2 separate regions of the Homo sapiens genome follow, and region 1 is linked to region 2. Evidence: read pairs that join two places in POLR2A ChIA-PET (ENCODE). Cell type or tissue: CD4-positive, alpha-beta T cell. All regions are shown on one strand. Each heading gives the region's core, and the rest is flanking DNA. Links, peaks and the distances in the headings are about the cores only. Region 1 holds the start of SCAT2 (S-phase cancer associated transcript 2). Region 2 holds the start of MIR196A2 (microRNA 196a-2).

What was found. Peaks named below come from ENCODE experiments on the same cell type or tissue, not always from the same donor. Only the 100,000 strongest peaks of a DNase experiment are listed, where the experiment ranks them.
Region 1: POLR2A ChIA-PET joins it to region 2 with 13 read pairs; 2 of 35 experiments call an interaction of 5 or more read pairs at or near these places.

Annotation. Positions count from the first base shown.
Region 1 is chr12:54,262,518-54,267,884 of GRCh38, reverse strand. The region is part of intron 1 of CBX5 (chromobox 5); the gene reads left to right. SCAT2 (S-phase cancer associated transcript 2) reads right to left here and starts at 5,270. Exons shown (of 2, transcript NR_157844.1): 1 at 4,948-5,270. In CD4-positive, alpha-beta T cell, for the core only: no CTCF peak of the experiment used is centred there; no DNase peak of the experiment used is centred there.
Region 2 is chr12:53,990,298-53,995,664 of GRCh38, reverse strand. It overlaps MIR196A2 (microRNA 196a-2), which reads right to left and starts at 3,927; the gene lies at 3,818-3,927. It overlaps HOXC-AS2 (HOXC cluster antisense RNA 2), which reads left to right. Exons shown (of 3, transcript NR_047505.1): 3 at 147-457. RefSeq lists an enhancer at 1-448. In CD4-positive, alpha-beta T cell, for the core only: no CTCF peak of the experiment used is centred there; a DNase peak (open chromatin) is centred at 294; H3K4me3 peaks cover 39 bases; H3K27me3 peaks cover 4,916 bases.

The sequences.
Region 1 (5,367 bases), core at 119-5,118, 270 kb before region 2:
GGCGTGAACCACCATGCCCAGCCAGATGTCTTCTTTAAACTGATGCTAAGAAAACATAAATTGTCAGCTGTGTGCTGTGGCTCACGCCTGTAATCCCAGCACTTTGGGAGGCCGGGGTGAGTGGATCACAACACGAGGTCAGGAGATCAAGACCATCCTGGCTAACACGGTGAAACCCCGTCTCTACTAAAAATACACAAAAAAAATTAGCCGGGCGTGGTGGCGGGCGCCTGTAGTTCCAGCTACTCGGGAGGCTGAGGCAGGAGAATGGCATGAACCCGGAACATGGAGCTTGCAGTGAGCCGAGATTGTGCCACTGCACTCCAGCCTGGGCGACAGAGCTAGACTCCGTCTCAAAAAAAAAAAAAAGAGAAAAATTGCCTGACTTAACACAGGCTCTTCGTTAAAATGGATGATTTGTTGAAATGACCTGAAGGAGCCTTTGTAACCCTTAAGCTACTGATGTCTAAAATGTGCAAGCTAGATGATGCCATGGTAAAGACTGAGTCTTAATTTTATGGCTGACGTTTGGAAAATGCTTTATGACCATAATTTTATTTGGGGACAAGTGTTTTCAGTATTCTTTTAATCCTTCCATATTTTGTGAACATGATCTGCCAAAGTGGTATGTATAAATCTAAGATTCATGACAATCTACTCAAATGTTGCTGTTACCCATTTTTCTCAAGATTTACTTATGATGAAATTGCCAGGTTCTTTGTGAAAGGTGACGAGGTCTCCAAATTCATGTTTCATTACACTTAAGAGGAGTGGATGTGAGATTAACACCCACCTGAGAATGTGGTGCCTTAAGATGAGTTCAGTACATTTCCAAGGATAAAGTTGTTGGAAAACACCATCTGGAAGGCATTTTCCCATGGTGGTGCCAAATTCTGCTTTCTCATAAATCTTGAAACAATTGGATATTTAACCTCTTGCCCAGTGGTGGGTTTAGGTGTACCCTAACTAAATTTAAAGAAAACTGATACTTTTTTTTAATAGGGCAACATCTTATTCTATAAAATAGAATGCGTGTTTCTGAAAACTGATAGTTGAGAGAAGAAATTGAGTGGATTTTAATAAGAGGGTGAAAAAAAATCCAATATAAAATGATGAGATATCAAGCAAGAATTTTTGTGTTATTGCTAAATACACCAGTTTACCAGACTGATACCTTCAAGCAGTTCTGAAAATTGAGTCTTGTAGCCCACATTCATTTGTAATATATTGGTAATCAGAGCCTGGGGGACATACAACCAAATGGAATTTATAGGGCAGCCTTTATCGTCATTTAGAATGTGTATATATACAATTATTATTTTAAATATTGCGGAGGTCTCACTATGTTTGTTCATGCTGGTCTTGAACTCTGGGCCTAAGCTGTCCTCCTGCCTCAACCTCCCAAATTGTTGGGATTATAGGTGTAAGCCATGGCACCCAGCCAAGTATATGTTTTTATATTTATTTTTTTATTTTTTATTTTTTTTGAGATGAAGTCTCGCTCTGTCGCCCAGGCTGGAGTGCAGTGGTGCCATCTCAGCTCACTGCAACCTCTACTTCCCAGGTTCCAGCAATTCTCCTGCCTCAGCCTCCTGAGTAGCTGGGATTTCAGATGCCCACCACCATGCCTGGCTAATTTTTGTATTTTTAGTAGAGACGTGGTTTCGCCATGTTGGCCAGGCTGGTCTTGAACTCCTAACCTCAGGTGATCTGCCTCTCAAAGTGCTGGGATTACAGGGTGAGCCACCGCACGCAGCCGTTTTTATCTAAAAGAACAAAAGGCCCTTTACTCCCTTGCTCACTGTAGTAGGAGGTTTCGCCTGGTTTTTTTTTTTTTTAAGACAGAGTCTGCCTCTGTTGCCCAGGCTGGAGTGCAGTGGCACCATCTCCGCTCACTGCAACCTCCACCTCCCAGGTTCAAGCGCTTCTCCTGCCTAAGCCTCCTGAGTAGCTGGGATTATAGACGTGCACCGCCTTACCTGGCTAATTTTTGTATTTTTAGTAAAGATGGGGTTTCACCATGTTGGCCACGCTGGTCTTGAACTCCTGACGTCAAGTGATCGATCTGCCTGCCTCAGCCTCCCAAAGTGCTGGGATTACAGCCGTGAGCCGTTGTGCCCAGCCTCTTGGCCTGATTTTTAAAGGATCATGAACTAGAGCTGTGCTAGCCAATGGGAGAACATTTCTTGCCTCCATGCTCTCTTCTTTTAATAAAGTTTGTGTTGTCTATATGTGGCTCGTTAATGATAGGGGTGTTAACGACCATAGTTAATCTTTCTCTTCAACTCTTTCCTAATCTAGTCTCTTAAACAGACATTTAAAAAGCTTTTAACTCCTCTTGAATTGTGTGCTCATGGGCTTTTGGTGGAGGTGGAGTGATAGTTATCAGCCCATTTAACAAAACCTGAGACAGCCAGGACAGCTGTAATGTGCATCTCTATGCTGTGTTTTTGTTAAAATGCCACATGGCTAATACTTTGGAAATCATAAATCCACTGCAAGAAAACATCTTTATAGGGGATATTTTAGTTTTATGCTGTTTGTGTTACACACCTAAAACCATCAGTACTTCAAGCTCCATAAAGAGCAAGGAACATAGAGCAGATTAAAATGTTTCTGTAAGTTTGGTTTATTTTCATCTGTTTTATTTGCTGCAATAAGGCTATATAGAGGATGCTTTGAAGACAGTGCTGTAGCTGACAATTTAATCTTCACCTAAGCCACTCTCTCCCTAAGGGCCTTAAGGAGAAGTGGGAATCGTGCAAGTCTGGGCCAACTGCAACCACTCATCAATGGCATATCTAATTAATCCATGTGATAGGGAGCTTTGCATATGCGCTCTCCTCTGCTCTTTAACCCTGGCTTACTTCCTAAAGGATTTTGCTTAGTTAGGGGGCTTATAGAATTTATGTTGAAACTCTACAATGGAGAGCTCATTGATTATGCATCTTGACATTTGGTTTGATTACCATCTTTAATTCAGTGGGTAGTTCAGTGAGGCAGCTTACCAATTGGCTTTCTTTTTCTTTTTTTTTTTCTTTGAGATGGAGTTTCACTCTTGTCTCCCAGGCTAGAGTGCAGTGGCGCAATCTTGGCTCACTGCAACCTCTACCTCCCAGATTCAAGCGATTCTCCTACCTCAGCCTCCCCAGTAGCTGGGATTACAGGCACCTGCCACCACACCTGGCTAATTTTTGTATTTTTAGTAGAGATGGGGTTTCGCCATGTTGGCCAGCCTGGTCTCAAACTCCCGACCTCAGGTGATCCACCCACCTTGGCCTCCCAAAGTGCTGGGATTACAGGCATGAGCCACTGCGCCCGGCTGGCTTTCATTCTTAATAAGAAGAAAGCTTAGTGAAAGATCTAGAATTATGTGTACTTTTGCTCATAAGTGGTGATGAAAATGAAATGACTATAACAAGATAAGAAAAGCCACCAGAATTGGTATTGAGAAGTAGTGACTGCTTTGTGGGGGTAAGGCAGGAGGATTGCTTCAGCCCAGAAGTTTGAGACCAGCTTGGGCAACACAGTGAGACTGCATCTCACCAAAAAATAAAAAAATGTAGCCAGGCATGGTGGCGTGCCCCTGTGGTCCCAGCTGCTCAGAAGGCCAAGGTGAGAGGATTGCTTGAGCCCAGGAGTTTGAGACTGCAATAAACTGTCCGCACCACTGCACTGCAGCCTGAACAACAGAACGAGGCCCTGTCTCAAAAAAGAAATGACTGGAGGGATGAGAGTAGAACCTGAACTGGACAAAGCAGACAGATACCAGGGACCCTATGTGGGTTCTTCCAGCATTAAACGGTCAATGCTGAGGGCTAACCATTACCTCTTTTTTATTTGAGACGGAGTCTCACGCTGTCTCCCAGGCTGGAGTGCAGTGGTGCGATCTCGGCTCACTGCAAGCCCCGCCTCCTGGGTTCACACCATTCTTTTGCCTCAGCCTCCCCAGTAGCTGGGACTACAGGCTCCCGCCACCACATCTGGCTAATTTTTTGTATTTTTAGTAGAGACAGGGTTTCACCATGTTAGCCAGGATGGTCTCAATCTCCTGACCTCGTGAGCCACTGCGCCTGGCCTTTTTTTTTCTTTTTTCTTTTCTTTTTTTTTTTTTTTTTTTTTGAGATAGAGTCTTACCCTGTTGCCCAGGCTGGAGTGCAGTGGCGCGATCTCAGCTCACTGCAACCTCCGCCTCCCGTTTAAGCGATTCTCCTGCCTCACCCTCCTGAGTAGCTGGGATTACAGGTGCGTAACTGCCTCAGCCTCCCGAGTAGCTGGGATTACACCACGCCTGACTAATTTTTTTGTGTCTTTAGTAGAGACGGGGTTTCACCATGTTGGCCAGGCTGGTCTCAAACTCCTGACCTCATGATCCACCTGCCTTGGCTTCCCAAAGTGCTGGGATTACAGGCGAGAGCCGCTGTGCCGGCCTACCTCTTGTTTTTCTGGGTTGCCCTAGCTTGCTTGTGATGCCCTCTCTGTAATTGCTGAGGACTGATAAGTTTTTTGTTTGGTTTTTTTTTGAGACGGAGTTTTGCCCTTGTTGTCCAGGCTGGAGTGCAATGGCTTGATCTCGGCTCACTGCAACCTCCATCTTCTGGGTTCAAGTGATTCTCCTGCCTCAGCCTCCCAAGTAGCTGAGATAACAGGTGCCTGCCACCACACCTGGCTAATTTTTGTATTTTTAGTAGAGACAGGGTTTCACCATGTTGGCCAGGTTGGTCTGGAACTCCTGACCTCAGGAGATCTGCCCGCCTCGGCCTACCAAAGTGCTGGGATTACAGGCGTGAGCCACCGCGCCCAGCCTCTTTTCTCATCTCAATGGGCCTTAGGTGCTGTAATCTATAGTTATTGGTAGCTTTACCAGATAGTTCCTATGTATATTTAAGAGAGAAGGCTGAGAGCTGTTATGCCTGAAAGACTCCAGAAATTTGAGAAGCTACTCACCCTTTCCCTTGGAGATTTCCACAAGGATAAGGTTGTGTTCAGAGGCTCATCTTCTTTTCCTCTGTCATGGTATTGGGATTCTATCTTAATCACTCCATCATCCTGCCAGCCATGTCTCATTTCTCATGCTGGAAAGCTCCCTCCTCCTAAGCTCAGTGTGAACCACCAGTCTTGATGCTTTATCTGGTCTAGGCTCTAGCCCTTAAATTGTTTGACTGGCTTTGTGTTTCATTTGACCCTAATACTCCGGGTCACACTGTCTAAAAGAGAATTATGTCCCCTCCGATGTCTGAGTGCATTTCTCATTTCTTACTGCTGCTCCTGAGCAGATCTGTAACTTCAAGGTTAAGATAAGACACATTCCATCAGAACTATGTCGTCATCCTTGCCAGCTTCTGATCTGTGACTGTCTAGGAGATT
Region 2 (5,367 bases), core at 281-5,280:
TCCCCCAACGCGGTCTGGTTTTCCAGCCTGGGAGTGGCTGGAGGGGGAGCCGCCCCAGAGCTAGAGCCGCTCCCTGCCCTGCCCGGAGCCCCAGTGGCCCTGAGCGCCTTGTTACCTGATCTTTTGTGTGATGTATGTGTCGCAAGGAAATTTGCAGTGACTTTGGAGCCCAGACTGAGGAAGCGGAGGTGGCGAAAGGAGAGACAATACGAGCCCGAAGTACAATTAAGGGGCCAGAGCCGCTCGTCTCTCCCCCGCCCTCCCTGCCCGACTGCGAGCTGTCTGGCCTCAAACCTCAGGGCGACACGCGAACCTGGAGCCGGAAACTCAGCCCGTGGCAGAGGGAGTCAGAGGACTCTGCATCCAGAAAACAGAAGCAAAGCGCCCTTCCAACTTGGGGACGCCTTAACCAGCCCCTCTCAGTTGCAGATAACCCAATGAATGAAAGTGCAAATTCCGCCGTTTTTCCCGATTTTTTTTCCAGCCTTGGGAAGGAGAGCTCAGGGTTTGGGGCGTCTCAGACAGAAAGGCAAACCGCATCTCCTGAGGCAGACAGACCCACAACATGAGTGTGAGCCTGAGATCACATACAGGTTCAACATTTCCCGAGGCCTCTTTGCCAGGCCCGGCGGGCGCCGATCTCCCTACCTTCTCTCCCTCCAGGGCCTCAGGCAGAGAGACCCAGAAGACTCTGTCCCTCTGGTTTGGTCCAATCCCGCTTCGGAAGCGCCTTCGTTACCTGGTCCTTCGCTCCCCACGGCCATAGATACAGGACAGGCGGCTCCCGCCTGGGGAGGGAAGCCCCGGCCACCACGGCCGCCGCCGCCCGCCCTCCTTCCCTCCCTCCCTCCTTCTCGCCCTCCCTCTCTCTCCCTCCCTCGCGCGCTGCCGCTCGCGGGGCCCTCCCGCGGGCAACCTGGTCTGGACCAAATCCAGGTATATCCGAAAGAGAGAAAAAAGAAAGGACCTTTTACGCGGAAAAGAAAAGACAGAAAGACCTTCCATTGCATTTATTTTTCATGCTGTGACCATTGGTCGGCCTCAGTTCAGACGTCCCGGACACGGCCCGGCAGCTGCAGAGGCGTGCAGGGCCTGCAGCCTCTCCCACGCTGACCGCCGCGCCCCGCGCGCCGCTTGCTCCACACTCTGGGCCGCCGCCCCCAGGGCAGCCCAAACACCCAGCAGACCTCAAGGTCCTTTCTATAGACTCAACATGCGGTTGCCCGCCTCGCCGCCGGCCACAGCCCGGGAGCCCGCTCTGCTCTGTCTGCGGCCAAAGTCCATACACAATCCACCTTGCCGGTGCTCTCGCACCCTGCCCGAACACCCCTTCTGGCCACGCAGCCGTCCGGGCCACACTCGTGCTGCGGTCCAGCCCAGGACTTCGAACCTCGCCCCCTGCACGACCCACACAAAGCCCTGAGCCCTGGCGTTCCCACCCGAAGCCCCCAGTCCCCGCTGCCGCCGTCTTCTTCACCTGTTCTCGGGAAGGGCTGCATCTCCGAGCCGAAGTCAGGCCGTGGGCCGGGGCGAGGTCCCAGAGAGGCCACAGCGGATCTGCCAGGCTGAGCCGGAGCCCCAGCAGCCGACGAGAGATCTCAGAGACCAAGGCTCGCCTTGGCGAGCTCTTGCCTTTTCTTCCTCCCGCAAGTCTCAAACATTCATACACTGAGAGTTCAGCTCTATAAATCCTGCTCCTCTTTCCCATATCATAATTAAAAAAAAAACAGTAGGGGAGGTTTTAACTTTTATTGCGATTTCTGGAGTTGGGCTGCGGAGCATATATTAAGTTTACGCTTATGCGCTCTCGGCGGGGAGGGTCCTTTAAGAAATAAAAATCCATCTTAATATCCACAGACGAGAGAGATAATTTTTTCTCTTCTCTTCACGCTGTTCCTTCTGAAGACTCCCTTCCGGCGAAGGGAATAAATAATTACCATCGCCTTAGCCATGATCCACGGCCTTGTGCCGGGGGTGGACTCTGACCACCAGACTGGTCCTCACCTTGGCCCTATGAGACCTCGCTCCATTTCTCTGCATTTGGGGAGGAGACACCTCAACCCCTGGCTCTCTGACCTCCCACACATAAGCCCAACAGCTCTGAAACGGAAATGGGGGCACAGAGACCCAAAGCACAGAAGTCGTTCATTAGTGAATTTCGGCCCATCAGGGACTCTATCTCCAAGCCAAATGCTCCTGAGCACCCAGTCCCTGCCTGGGACACGCTTTGCCCCAACTGACTGTGTGCCTGGGGCAGCCTGAAGACTCAAAGGCTGCTAGGAGCTCCCAAACTAGGGGAATCCCTTGCCTGCTTCCCACCAGCTGGCCTGACTCTCTGGAAACTTCCCCATTTCCCTGGGAGCCATAGAGAGGTTTGAATACTTCTCTCCAAGAGAAGAAATTTTTTCTCTCACAAAGGGATGGGGGACAGACAGACCAACAATCCAGCTAGGGAGACAGGAAATTCTATTCCCATTTTCTCCTCCAGCTTCCTTGGGAGTCAAAACAAATATGTTCGCATAAGAGAGGGGAAAAATAAATGTGTATGCGTATAAATACATACAGGGTATTTAAGAGAGCCTAGGGGAGACAGAAACAGAGCCCTACACTCATACAAGGTCACATATATCCCTCCCAGCAGATGACTGTGAGAATATAGAACTCTGTATATATTTTGTTACAGGGACATAATTTTGTTTCCCTGTCTAGACGTTTATAATGTTTTAATAATCATAATAATTTCAAAGTAAGAGAACCAAGAACCTGACCTTCTTTTGGCTTCTCTTCCCCAGTATCTCTGAGAACAGGGGTGTATCTCCTCAGTCTCCATAACCCCTCCCCCATTTATTCCCCCCCCCCCAACTCCGCCCGCAGGCAGGCAAAGAAACCTCTTTTGAGAACTTTCTCTGTAGCAACCAGGGCCAGAATTGAAGAACCAAGGGGGAAAGGATGAGAGGAAGCTTTGCAAAGTTTCACACTGCTCAGATTTTCCTCTACCCCATTCTCCTCCCCTCCTCCCCCTGGCATCAGCCAACAACCTTTCCACCAACATAGCAATGGTGGGCACGGGCAGCCTCTGTTCACCCAGATGTTTCCACATAGTGCAAAGACAGGCAGCTGCCTGACAGTCACAGCCACAGAAACTGAGGCCTTCAGGCCACAGACGACTAAACAGAGACCAGAGTCAGGTTTTTGCCCTGATGTTTCCCAGTTGCGTGCGTGTGCGTGTGTGAGGGGTTCTACTTGGACTTTGATGGCTTTCCTCTAACCTACCAACACCCCAAACATGTCCTTCCCCTGGAGATGGAGCTATAGAAGGGGAAGGGGAAAGGGCTGGGCTGGCGCTCAGAGTTCCCCAACTCTTGGAACCTCCAGGTACCCCACTTTTCTAAGGAGAATCTTGAGCCCCAGTCGACTGGAGGTGGTAGGTGGGAGAGGCTAACCATTCCAGAGACCGTCTTCTCTTTCTGTGCTCCTCTTTCTGCTAATAATTCTGCCCCACCCTGCTGCCCAACTGAGCTGGCCCGCCAGGCCACCTCTTACTCAAACTCCTGAATTTCCTTGGAATTGGCTGGACCCTCTTTGTCTGTCTCCATCAGCTGGGCCCAGGAGACAATAGCTGCAGGAAAGACTCCTCTCCCTTAATCACAGGGATTGGGATAGGTTGAGAGGACGGCATAAAGCAGGGTTCTCCAGACTTGTTCTGCAACCCCACTCACAGCTTGTCCTCCTTGGTCTGCACCCACTTTGCCCTATCTGGGAGGGGGCAGTGGGGCAGTCCCACTGGGGAGGGTAGGAGTGGGAGAGGTGGGTTGGGGCCCTCGACGAAAACCGACTGATGTAACTCAGGCAGTTTCTTGTTGCCGAGTTCAAAACTCAATCCCAACAACATGAAACTACCTAAGCCACAGATCAGCTGAGCGAGCAGGGCGGGAGATTCAGCTTTGCATCTATCTGGAGGAGAAGGGAAGGGGGTTGGGGAAGGAAGAAATTCAGCCCCGTCCCCCTTTCCGCCCCCACAACCTCCCTAAGGACTAGAGAGTAGACTTTGGGTTGCTGGGTGGGTAAGGGGTCTGACTGCCTTCATTAGTTTCTGGTCTAAGCAAATTGCTCAGGAAAAATCTGGTGAAATGGGACCACTGGCGGCCAAATACCTGCCCCACCCCCAGCACCGCAGTGGAGCTATTCCCCTGCATCTGGCCCTGGCCCTGGGGGAAGCTGGATCTTCCTTCCACTCTGGAGCTGGGTCCCCTGTCTTGTCCATCTGGCTCTCCTGCACTCTCCTGCTAGACTCCCTCTGATCCTCTCCCTCTCAGCTCGGTTTAGGCTTCTCAGCGAATGTGGGTAGCTGAATCATAGCCCTGTGCTCTGGAGCCACTTCCAATCAGGCCACTTGCCTGGCAAAACGTTACAGCCAGGGAGCACAGGGAACAAGAGGCTGGACGAGGCTCACATCCAAACCAGCGAAAAGCAGGAAAACCTAAGCTTCAAGCTTCAACCCTCTGTACTCCTCCTCCCCCACCAACAGACGACCAGACTGAGCAACACCTAGACCAGAGTGTCGACTTCGAGGAGACCCAAAGTGCCCGAAAAGATAAAGAAGCCAAAAACCATCAATTTATCCCTTTAACTGTGGAACCCCCATGGCAATGGGCCCGGGAGGGAAGGAGAGGGAGCTCCCAGTCGCTGCCCTCCGCTGCCAGCGGCCACTAGGAAAGCCTGGGTTCTCGGCAAGCACGGATGCCCTAAACACCTTCCTCCAGGCTCTGTCCGCTGCACGCCGGACACCTGGGGACACCGCTCATCCCCACTCCGCCGCCAAGAGAAGAACAAGAAACCGCTTCTCTTACCTTGTCGCTGCCTCCTCCTCCTGCTGCTCCTGGCGTTTCTGTTAGCTGCTGTCGAGGTTGGGGGGGCTGAGCTCCTCATGCCCCTCCAGCGGTTAAGTTTATTCCTTTCCTTGGATGGGTGGGGGGCTCTTGGGGTGACCCCCAGCAGCAGTGGGGTGCGCCCAGCCCAGCACCCCAGGCAATCAGATCCGTCTGCTCCTCAAGATTGCAGCTTGCTCTCTGCCTCTTTCCCTCCTCCAGTCACCTTTAAATGCATCTTTTACTGCAGCACCACATTATATTTGCAGATCATAAAATCCACCTCTCGCGCGCACCAAGACCGTCCTGACATTACTGTTTTATGACCTTGACTTATTGTGGTCACCTGGATAATATTTAAATCAACGTTATGGTCTCTCACTTACATTAAACCCGCCAAGAGACGTTCTAGAAAGGCTCTAGGAGATGAGTCAAACACAAAACACACACATCCACACACTCAGCCTCTTCGGGGGAGGGGTGTTGCTAAAAATCACTA